Linked DNA regions of Homo sapiens: region 2 is linked to region 1. Evidence: read pairs that join two places in POLR2A ChIA-PET (ENCODE). Cell type or tissue: PC-9. All regions are shown on one strand. Each heading gives the region's core, and the rest is flanking DNA. Links, peaks and the distances in the headings are about the cores only.

Region 1 (4,437 bases), core at 605-3,104:
AAAAATAACTAGGAAATTTTAATTTATTGTGAATTTGTGTTGCTGTTCATTATAGAATCTTAGGCTGAGAGAAAATTCAGGAAATCGTTTCACTGTTTTTTTGAGCTCCACCAGGTTTCTACCTAAAAACTAACCTTGAAAAAAATGGTATGTATTTTATTTTGAAAGTTCTCTTGGGAAGTAGATCATATCAAAGTATATTTTTCAGGGTTTTAGATAAATATGCTTTCAGTAAAGCAATGATTAAAATCTTTTGTTCTTAAATGTTTTATGTTTTCTTCAAAACATCAAAAAAATTTTTTCTGCTTTAAAAACTCTTTTATCTTTGCAATGACTTGCAGATTAGGCACTTTCTTGCTCCTGCTGTCTTATGTAGATGGTTCTAGGACATATTATAGCTTTTATTCACATGATATATGGTCACATTAAGTTTAAAATATCATATTTTGTGTTAATGTGAGTTGTCTCCCAGATCTCTGTAAATCTTGGTGCAATTTTATTTCCCTGATCATGTAGGGGGTTTTGACATTGTTGTCTTTTGCACTGTATTGAGGGTTTGTTTATTGGCACTACATGCAGTATGTCAGGAGACAAAAGATCTTAATGATGGAGAAAGTCCAGGAACCTATTTAGGCCTAACTCCCTCCCACTCTAAACAGGCAATTTATTTGCCCTCTTCTTCTGCTGGTTCTTCTTGGTAAAATTCAAATCTGACCTGTTATTCTGTTTAAAATTCTGTAATGCTTCCTACCCACCTGAGGTACCAAGTCCCTACCCCTTAGCGTGGCCTGGAACACCCCACACAGTTTGCCACCATCCTACCTGCCCAAGTCTCCTCCTCTATGGCTGTTCTGCATTGCCAGGGAAGGAATATATTCTAAGGACCTGCCGTTACTGATCACTTCTGATTCTGTGAACTTAATGCAGATTTTTTTTTTTTTTTTTTTTTTTTTTGAGCTGGAGTCTCCCTGTTGCCCAGGCTGGAGTGCAGTGGCGCGATCTCGGCTCACTGCAAGCTCCGCCTCCCGGGTTCAGGCCATTCTCCTGCCTCAGCCTCCGGAGTAGCTGGGACTACAGGTGCCCGCCAGCACTCCCGGCTAATTTTTTGTATTTTTAGTAGAGACGGGGTTTCACCGTGTTAGCCAGGATGGTCTTGATCTCCTGACCTCGTAATCCGCCCGCCTGGGCCTCCCAAAGTGCTGGGATTACAGGCATGAGCCACCGAGCCCGGCTTAATGCAGATTATTGAACATTTCTGAGCCTCACTTTCCTCCTCTGTACAGGAAAATGGTATTTCCTGTCTCTCAAAGTTGTTGCGAGCATTAAATGAAATAAGGTGTGTTTAGTGGCCACCAAGGGTCTTTTTAAGTTAACTAAACATGTGGACTCACAAGGCTACCACAGGCCACATTCCTTGCCAGCTTGCCAGCAGGGCAGCATCAAGAATTCCTCTCAGCAGGGGCTCTGCATGTTTGCACAAATGACAGCTCACATACCTTTCTGGGGACTGTTGTCTCCCCACACGACGTAGTTCCAGGTACAAAGCCTAAGCTCCACATCAGGGAGGTACGGGAGCTGCCCTGGCTCAGAAGAAGCCTCCTGCCTTAAGCAGCCAGTATCTCTTGTAACAATTCTTGATATAGTTTGTAGGGTTCCCAAGAAGAAACTGCATTCAGGGAAGGCCAAAGTGTCCTATCAGACATTTACAGCTCATTCATATTTCTTCCTGGTTCAGATGCAGTTTACCAACCAAGGATCATTTTTACCGTAAGCAGTGTTGCCTAGCAATATTGTGGATGCCTAAGCTCTTACCTGGTTTCCAGGGTAACAGAGCTAGGTGGCTAAACCAAAGATCAGATTCTCAAGCAGCAAGGGAAAAGGTTTTTAACCCCTTAATTCCAGTGTGCAACAGACGCAACCAGGGGCTTCACACATTATAGTTATCAAAATACGCTAGTTCATTTCTTCAACAAATATTTAAGAGCTCATGATATACGTTAGGAGCAATGTAAGACAGTAGAAATACAGTGGCAAGGTAAACATATATGGCATCTACCTTCATATTGTCTCTTCCATGATGCCCTTAATTCCTTTCACTGCCTGGAGAACTACTATTTATCTTTCAAAGGCCAGCTCAGATGTTACCTCTTCTCTGAAGTCTGTGTACAATCTATTCTTGTAGCAGTTTGTGTTTATTGCCTTGAATTCATGGATTGGTCTTGGGGATCCATGAATCCCCTAAAGTAATATGCAGATTTTGTGTGCTTGTAGAAATGTACATTTGAGGAAAGAGGCTAACACTTTTCTTAAATATTCAAAGGGATCTGTACTGCTCCCCCGGTGCCACCGCCCACCCCCCCCGCCAACTGCAAGAATTTAGAACCGTTACTCTGTTACCAGCATTTATAACATGTGCTTTTGTTATTTGTTTGTAGGTCTATATTTCTTACTAGAACATGAGTACCTTAAGAGAGACGGACTGTATGTGTTCATATTTTGTGCCAGTAGAATGCCTTATTCATAGTAGACTTATAGGAAATGTACGTTGAAAGAATCACTTCTCAGTATGCTTAACAGGCTCAGCACTTTGATGATACCAATGGTGCAGCATATACTAATTTCAAAGGAAAAGTTCTTCCTTATGTTAAACTAAAATCAGCCTTTCTTGTTTCTAGCTTTGTCCTCTGCAGTTATAAATTGTGTACCCTCTTCTGAACTGTAATTGCCCTTTTATGCAACTCAGTTGATTGGGGAAATCAAAGGAAAATGGTTAACATGGGGGAATTGTTAAAAAAAAAAAGTAGCATTCACATTTTAAATGTTTTAACTTATAACATCTGAATGTACATTAATTTACTAGTATTTGTGTTTTGTTAGAAGGAGGAACTTAGCATATATCACCTTAACGAAGTTATCAAGATTAGCATCACTAAGTTGTGTTGATATGATATATTCTCTGATTTGATGTGATGAGAAAGGTACATTTCACTTCTGTGAGATTCTTTCCCCAAATCCATACCACCAGCCTAATCTTGAGACAATATTAGACTAACTCAGATTGAAGAATATTCTGTAAAATACCTGATCTTTGCAAAAATCTCAAGTGTCTGAAAAATAAGGAAATATTGAGAAACTGTTATAGACCAGACGAGACTAGGGAGACATGATGACTAAATGCAAAGTATTATCATAAATTAGATCTTGGAACAGAAAAAAAGGATATTAGTGGAAAAACAGGTGGAATTCAAAGTGTGTAGTTTTGACAAATCTACCATGGTACCATAAAATAGTAAGTTTAGGTCCATCTGGGTGAAGTGTATATGGGAACTAATACACTACCTTTGTAAGTTTTCTGTAAATCTAAAGTTATTCCAAAATGAAAAGTTTACTAAAATATAGTAATAGAAGAAATTATAGAAGAAAGTTGTTAGGTGATCTGACCATTAAGACACGTAAACCAAAATAAAAGGCAGTAACACCAAAAAAATTTGTAACAGATTAATAAGCATGAGGCTAATACTCTTAATATAGAACACATTTTTACAAATTAATAAGAACATAATAATACCACCCTGGAAAATAGTCACTAATCACAATTCACAGAAGAAACACAGTAGACTATAAGTAGCAAAACTAGATGAATCTCACCAGTAATTTAAGAGTTGCCAGTTAAAGCAGCATTGAAAATACTTTTACCTATTACTAATGCAGAAATGGAAAAATGATAGTATTCATTTATGAAAAGGGTGAGTGGAAGAATTATAGATTGGCACAGCCTTTCTGAAAAGAAATTCACCAAATAGGTGTTGGGTTTTAAAATATGCATATAGTTTGTGCTTATCATCTCACACTTATATAGGATTCTTTCCAAGGAAAATAGATATGTTCATAAATATTCTAACAGGAACATTCATCACAGAGTTATTGATAATGAAAAACTCAAAACCTAAATATCTAACAGTTGAGGGAATCATCTCAAAAGTTTTGATGTACTTATGGAATAGAATATTGTGGACTAATTAGGATTCATCTAAATAAAACAACAAAAGCAAGATATAGTATGTTTATTCACGATTCTCAAACTTCGTGTGATATGTACAGATATATCTTTTGAACGGATGGCAAAGAAATACACTGTCATGTTTAGTTACTTATCTCTGGGTAGTGAGATAAAGGATGATTTTTCCTTGTTTATACCTCCTTGCATTTTCAAAATTAGCTGTAGTGAGTATATATTACTTTTATAATTGGGGAAAAAATTAGCATTGCAAACCTTGTGGTTAATGAGTTTCTTTCATCTTTTATGGTCATTTAATTAAGAAAATGTTAGTATCATTTTGTTCTGTGAAAAATGATTTTTCCTCTTTCCACTAGGAAGCTCCTCAGGGTGCTCCCACTGCCGAGTGAGAACTGGGGAGCTCTAGTTGGAGAATGGTG
Region 2 (4,437 bases), core at 922-3,421, 130 kb after region 1:
TTGTTTCACATTCTTTAGAAAAGGAGGATAAAGCAGGATTTGGAGGCAGAACCTTAGCTTTTCCTTTGGTTTTTTTAAGTGCTCCCAGGTATTCTCCCTCTCTAAAATTATCAGTGTCCGTTTTTAGACACAATAGGAGAAAGTGGCTTTTAATAACCAGTGTCTGACTTCTTAGGGCAGGAAGCTGGGTAGATTAATTGAAACATTCTAAAACTAAATAAAGTTGGTATCGGGGGTCCAGCTGAGCACACACAGGTGTTACATGCAAGACCCCCTAGTTTGTTGCCGTATCAGAAAGTGATTGTACCTTCAGCTGAAAGCATGAGATTGTCCTTAGAACTAGAGATAGATCCCATTTGTATTTGTTTTTCCTGTTTGAAAGTTACACTTGAAATGTACGTAGATGTTATTTGTCTACAGTAATTTTCTTGTAACCATATCGTTAAATCTTTGTCAGATTTGTATTTTCTGCTTTCAGTCAGCAACACAATATTTATTCATTTCAGTACTCACATATCTCAAGTTCAACTCAATATTTCATTTATTGAAGCTAAATAAAATGGCTACATAATTTACCAGTTATTAATGTATTCTGATTGTGCCAGCCTTCAGTGTGAACCTCTGGAAACTAAATAAGATGTGTGACCTATGTTCTTCTATGTTGTCTTACAGCTGCTGTAGTAATAGTAGTTAAGATGTATTAATGTAAGAAGTAGAATATTATTACATACTTAGATGTCAGTAATGTCTAAATACTTCATGAGTCTTGCTATATTTAATAATTGAAAATGCCATAGTGGATATTTTGACACAGATGTACAGAATCTCAGAAAAGGCTAGACTTGGGCAGGACTGGGGTATGGGCCTAGAAATTGGACAGGTGTGGTGTGAAATTGCAACCCTTGTACACACTGGCCACAGGACCTCAGGGAAGATGTCTTATCTGTGTAATAAGAATATTACTTACCTTATGGATATTGTAATGATAAAGTCAATGAATATATGACAAGTCCTTGGAATATAATAAATACTAAATAAATGATTATGACTTTTGTCCCTATGACTATGCCATTTCTAATTGTAAACATCTACTTCAATGACTATTAGAGACCAGGCTCTTATCTCCCAGCCCAGTGCTCTGTTGAACTCTTGTTCAACAAGCTTGTCATATACCTAATATTAGGTATTGTAAAGGATATCAAAGAAGACAATAAGATCAACACTGATATTTGCATCACTTCCTGCTCTACCTGTTGTCACATAGCATGACTAACAGCTGCTCAAGTGTCTGTCTCAGTTTCCAGTGAGATCATAAGTTCCTTTTAAAGAGGATTATCATCTTACACTTTTATAAGGTAACTTGCAACACCTGGAACATTACTGTTTGTAAGCCCAGCTGTTCAATGATAGAATATCTTTAAAAATTATAATTCAAAGAGAGCATGTTGACAAGAAGAAATGGTTGCACCTGTGGTGGGCGGGAGAGGTAGAGTTGGACCAGCTGATCTCTCACTACCCCTCCCACCCCAGGGTTCTGCCATCCTTCAGAAACACGTTCAGTGAGGCAGGTGAAGCTAAATAAGACAAACATACAAAACTTGTTGGCGGGGTGGTCATTTCCCAGTATGGTACTTATTTGTGAAGTCACATATTTAATATTTATACTCGAATTTTGTACAGACTCATACAGGCCCCGTCTGTGATCCTGATGTTTATAATGGAATCTGTAAGAGCGATTGCTTGCCAAAATATTCCTGCTAGCTGCTGCTGTTATAACTATTTTTTCTGTGATCTCCTGTAATCTACTTTTGCCATATTATAGCTCAAGGTTAATGCAACACAACATTATTTAGGCTGTGTCTTAGAGGCATGGAGCTCTAATTTTGGCTGAAAATGACCAAATATACTGCTTCCTAAGCTTTATTACTTTTTGCTAGATCTCATTTTTCCCTATCCCAAGTTATAGAACATTCTATAAAACTTAAAACTTTTTGCTTCTAAAAATATGCCCTCAACTCTTTATTGTCTGAAGAAAAAATGGAAGGGAGAGCATTCCACAGGTTATAAAAGAGAAAAAGGTGGGCAATCCACTCAGGGTTTCAGGTACAACTATAGCAACACCCAGACCTTTGGGATGAAGATCATCCTGTGAGAAGCCAGGGAAATGGAAAAAGTAATTTCCATTATCCTCTCAGGATGAGAGAGGATGGACATAGGTTCTTTTTCATAAGCAGCTTCAGTTCATCGCTCATATTTTCTTACCACCAGCAGGCATTCACAAAGATGTTGGGAAGCAAAAGGTATCGTCTTGATTGCTAAATGGGGAAGTAATAGAACAGCAGTAGATAAGGGGCTCTTTGCAGAATGCTATAAATTATTTTTTCAAAAATGAGTGTGGAAGTCACAGCTTTGTTAATATTGTATAGGATACAGTCTAACAAGGATATCAGTTCTCCTACTCCTGGCAGCAGAAGCCTTTCCTTCAGCTAATGGAGCAGAACACTAATTTGGAAAGCAGAGAGAAAGTAAAGCTGCCCTGCTTGACGCCGAGGTGCCACAGTAGAGTCCACTTTTCCAGCCAACTTCTCCCTACCCCATGTCGTCTGTGTCTGCACTGGACACATTTCCACTTGTGGCACCTTGGAAACCACTGGTCTAATTGCTCTGGTCTCTACCCAATCCACTGCATTTCACTTGGTTTTGCTCACTGACACCTTTAAGAATCTGATAAAAGCTTTGGGTCCTATTCCTTTAAAAGAGTGCATCTGCTTGAAATTTTCTGTGCTGTTTCAAAGCATTCATGGACTGCTCCACCATCACCAAGGCACATAAATTCCTCAGACCTAAGCCCTTTCTAAAAGTCAGACTGCATCTTTTTCACACTAAACAAAATAAAAATAAACAAAAACAAAATATAAGTCTAACCACCTAAACACACTATACCTTCATCATTTTAAATTAGTTTTGGAGGAAACTGAAAGAAATCTAGGTTCTGGTTTTAGCTCTGCAGCTAGTAGCTGGATTGCCTTCAGCAAGTCATGTAAGACATTTTTGGGCCTCAGTGTCTCTGTCTCTTAAACTCTAGTGTTCTGTGTTCAGCTGTAGTCTTCTGTAATTCTGTGAGCCAAAGTGAGAAGTCAGTAGTCCTCTCTATGACCAACCATATGCTGTTTGCATCCATTTATTCATTTTTAGCTTATGAGGGAATGGCCTTTCCTTTCACTCAGGCTAGATGTGAATGTTGTAGTTGATAAGCAGGTCAATATTGACATACTTATATGTAAAAAGACACTTTCTGCTGTTAAGTTTGAATCATTAAGTTCTGGGTTTGTTTTGTTTTGTTTTATTTTGTTTTGATCCAGCTATCCAGTCCTCTTCCTCACATTTCCATCACCTCCATCCCCAAGCAAAAAGTAAACTGATTTATCACCTTCCCTTCCCTTGACTCATTTAAAGTAATACACTAATGCCCTGAGTTAAACTGTATCTAAATAAGTTTGGATGATAGAGGAAAAGATAATGGTGACAGGTAAGGCCCAGTGAATGGGATGCTAATGTAAAGGGGCATCTATGGAGATAATGAATAAGTGGGTCATGGGTAAATGAAGTAGGAGCACAACTCAAGAGAGAAGAGGGGTTGGGTTAGGACATGTGCTACACTTCTTTTACAACCTAGTTATCCTCAGCCTACTTGAAATTAACCCTGTCATTCCTTTTCTGAGAAAAAAGAATTCTTTGCCTGGAGCAGTCATTTCTCCCAGGCTCTAAAACCCAGCCATAATAATGATGCTGCTAAAATTATAATTTATTGGACGTCAACCTTGCAACAGTACAGTGATAGAAACTTTGTGGATTTTAATTCACTTAGTGATTATAACCACCCTTTGGTACTTGTGCAGCTATTTCTGTTTTTCACATGAGGAAACTGAGGCTTAGAGAAGCTAAGTCAGAGCCATATTGGCCTCAAACCACAGAGCGAGAATCTAAGCACAGGTTATTTGATTCTAAAGCCTCTTTTTCCCCACTGGATTGCATAGCCACTGGGCTTTCAGTTAATAACTAGTGAAACAGTCCTGTAAAACTGTCCACCTTAGTGAATCTGCCTGCAGGTAGGTTTATTGTTACTGTGGCTCCTCATCTTTTGCAGGTGAATACCATGTATGAGATCATTTTGGAGGAGAGTGGCATGCCTAGAGTAGAGAATAACCACTGACAAGATTCTCAGGATTTAAAAAAAAGGTTGTTTGTTGTTTTATTTTGATTTGCTTTTTATTGCCTGACACATTGGAGGAACCCAATGAATACATCCAGAGGATGACTACGTGGATGTATGAGTGAGTGAAAGGCAGTTTATTCTACAAGGTTTAAATGAACTAATTTTGCAATAGCAAATACAGAAAGCAAAATTTTAGCATTATACCCTGGTATGACTTTATT

Evidence for each region. Peaks named below come from ENCODE experiments on the same cell type or tissue, not always from the same donor. Only the 100,000 strongest peaks of a DNase experiment are listed, where the experiment ranks them.
Region 2: POLR2A ChIA-PET joins it to region 1 with 8 read pairs; 2 of 35 experiments call an interaction of 5 or more read pairs at or near these places.

The regions. Positions count from the first base shown.
Region 1 is chr6:83,044,597-83,049,033 of GRCh38, reverse strand. UBE3D (ubiquitin protein ligase E3D) reads left to right here. Exons shown (of 10, transcript NM_198920.3): 4 at 4,375-4,437. Among named protein-coding and RNA genes, the nearest start is that of UBE3D, 19 kb to the left of the region's middle. In PC-9, for the core only: no CTCF peak of the experiment used is centred there; DNase peaks (open chromatin) are centred at 1,473 and 1,773.
Region 2 is chr6:82,912,653-82,917,089 of GRCh38, reverse strand. The region is part of intron 9 of UBE3D (ubiquitin protein ligase E3D); the gene reads left to right. Among named protein-coding and RNA genes, the nearest start is that of UBE3D, 150 kb to the left of the region's middle. In PC-9, for the core only: no CTCF peak of the experiment used is centred there; no DNase peak of the experiment used is centred there.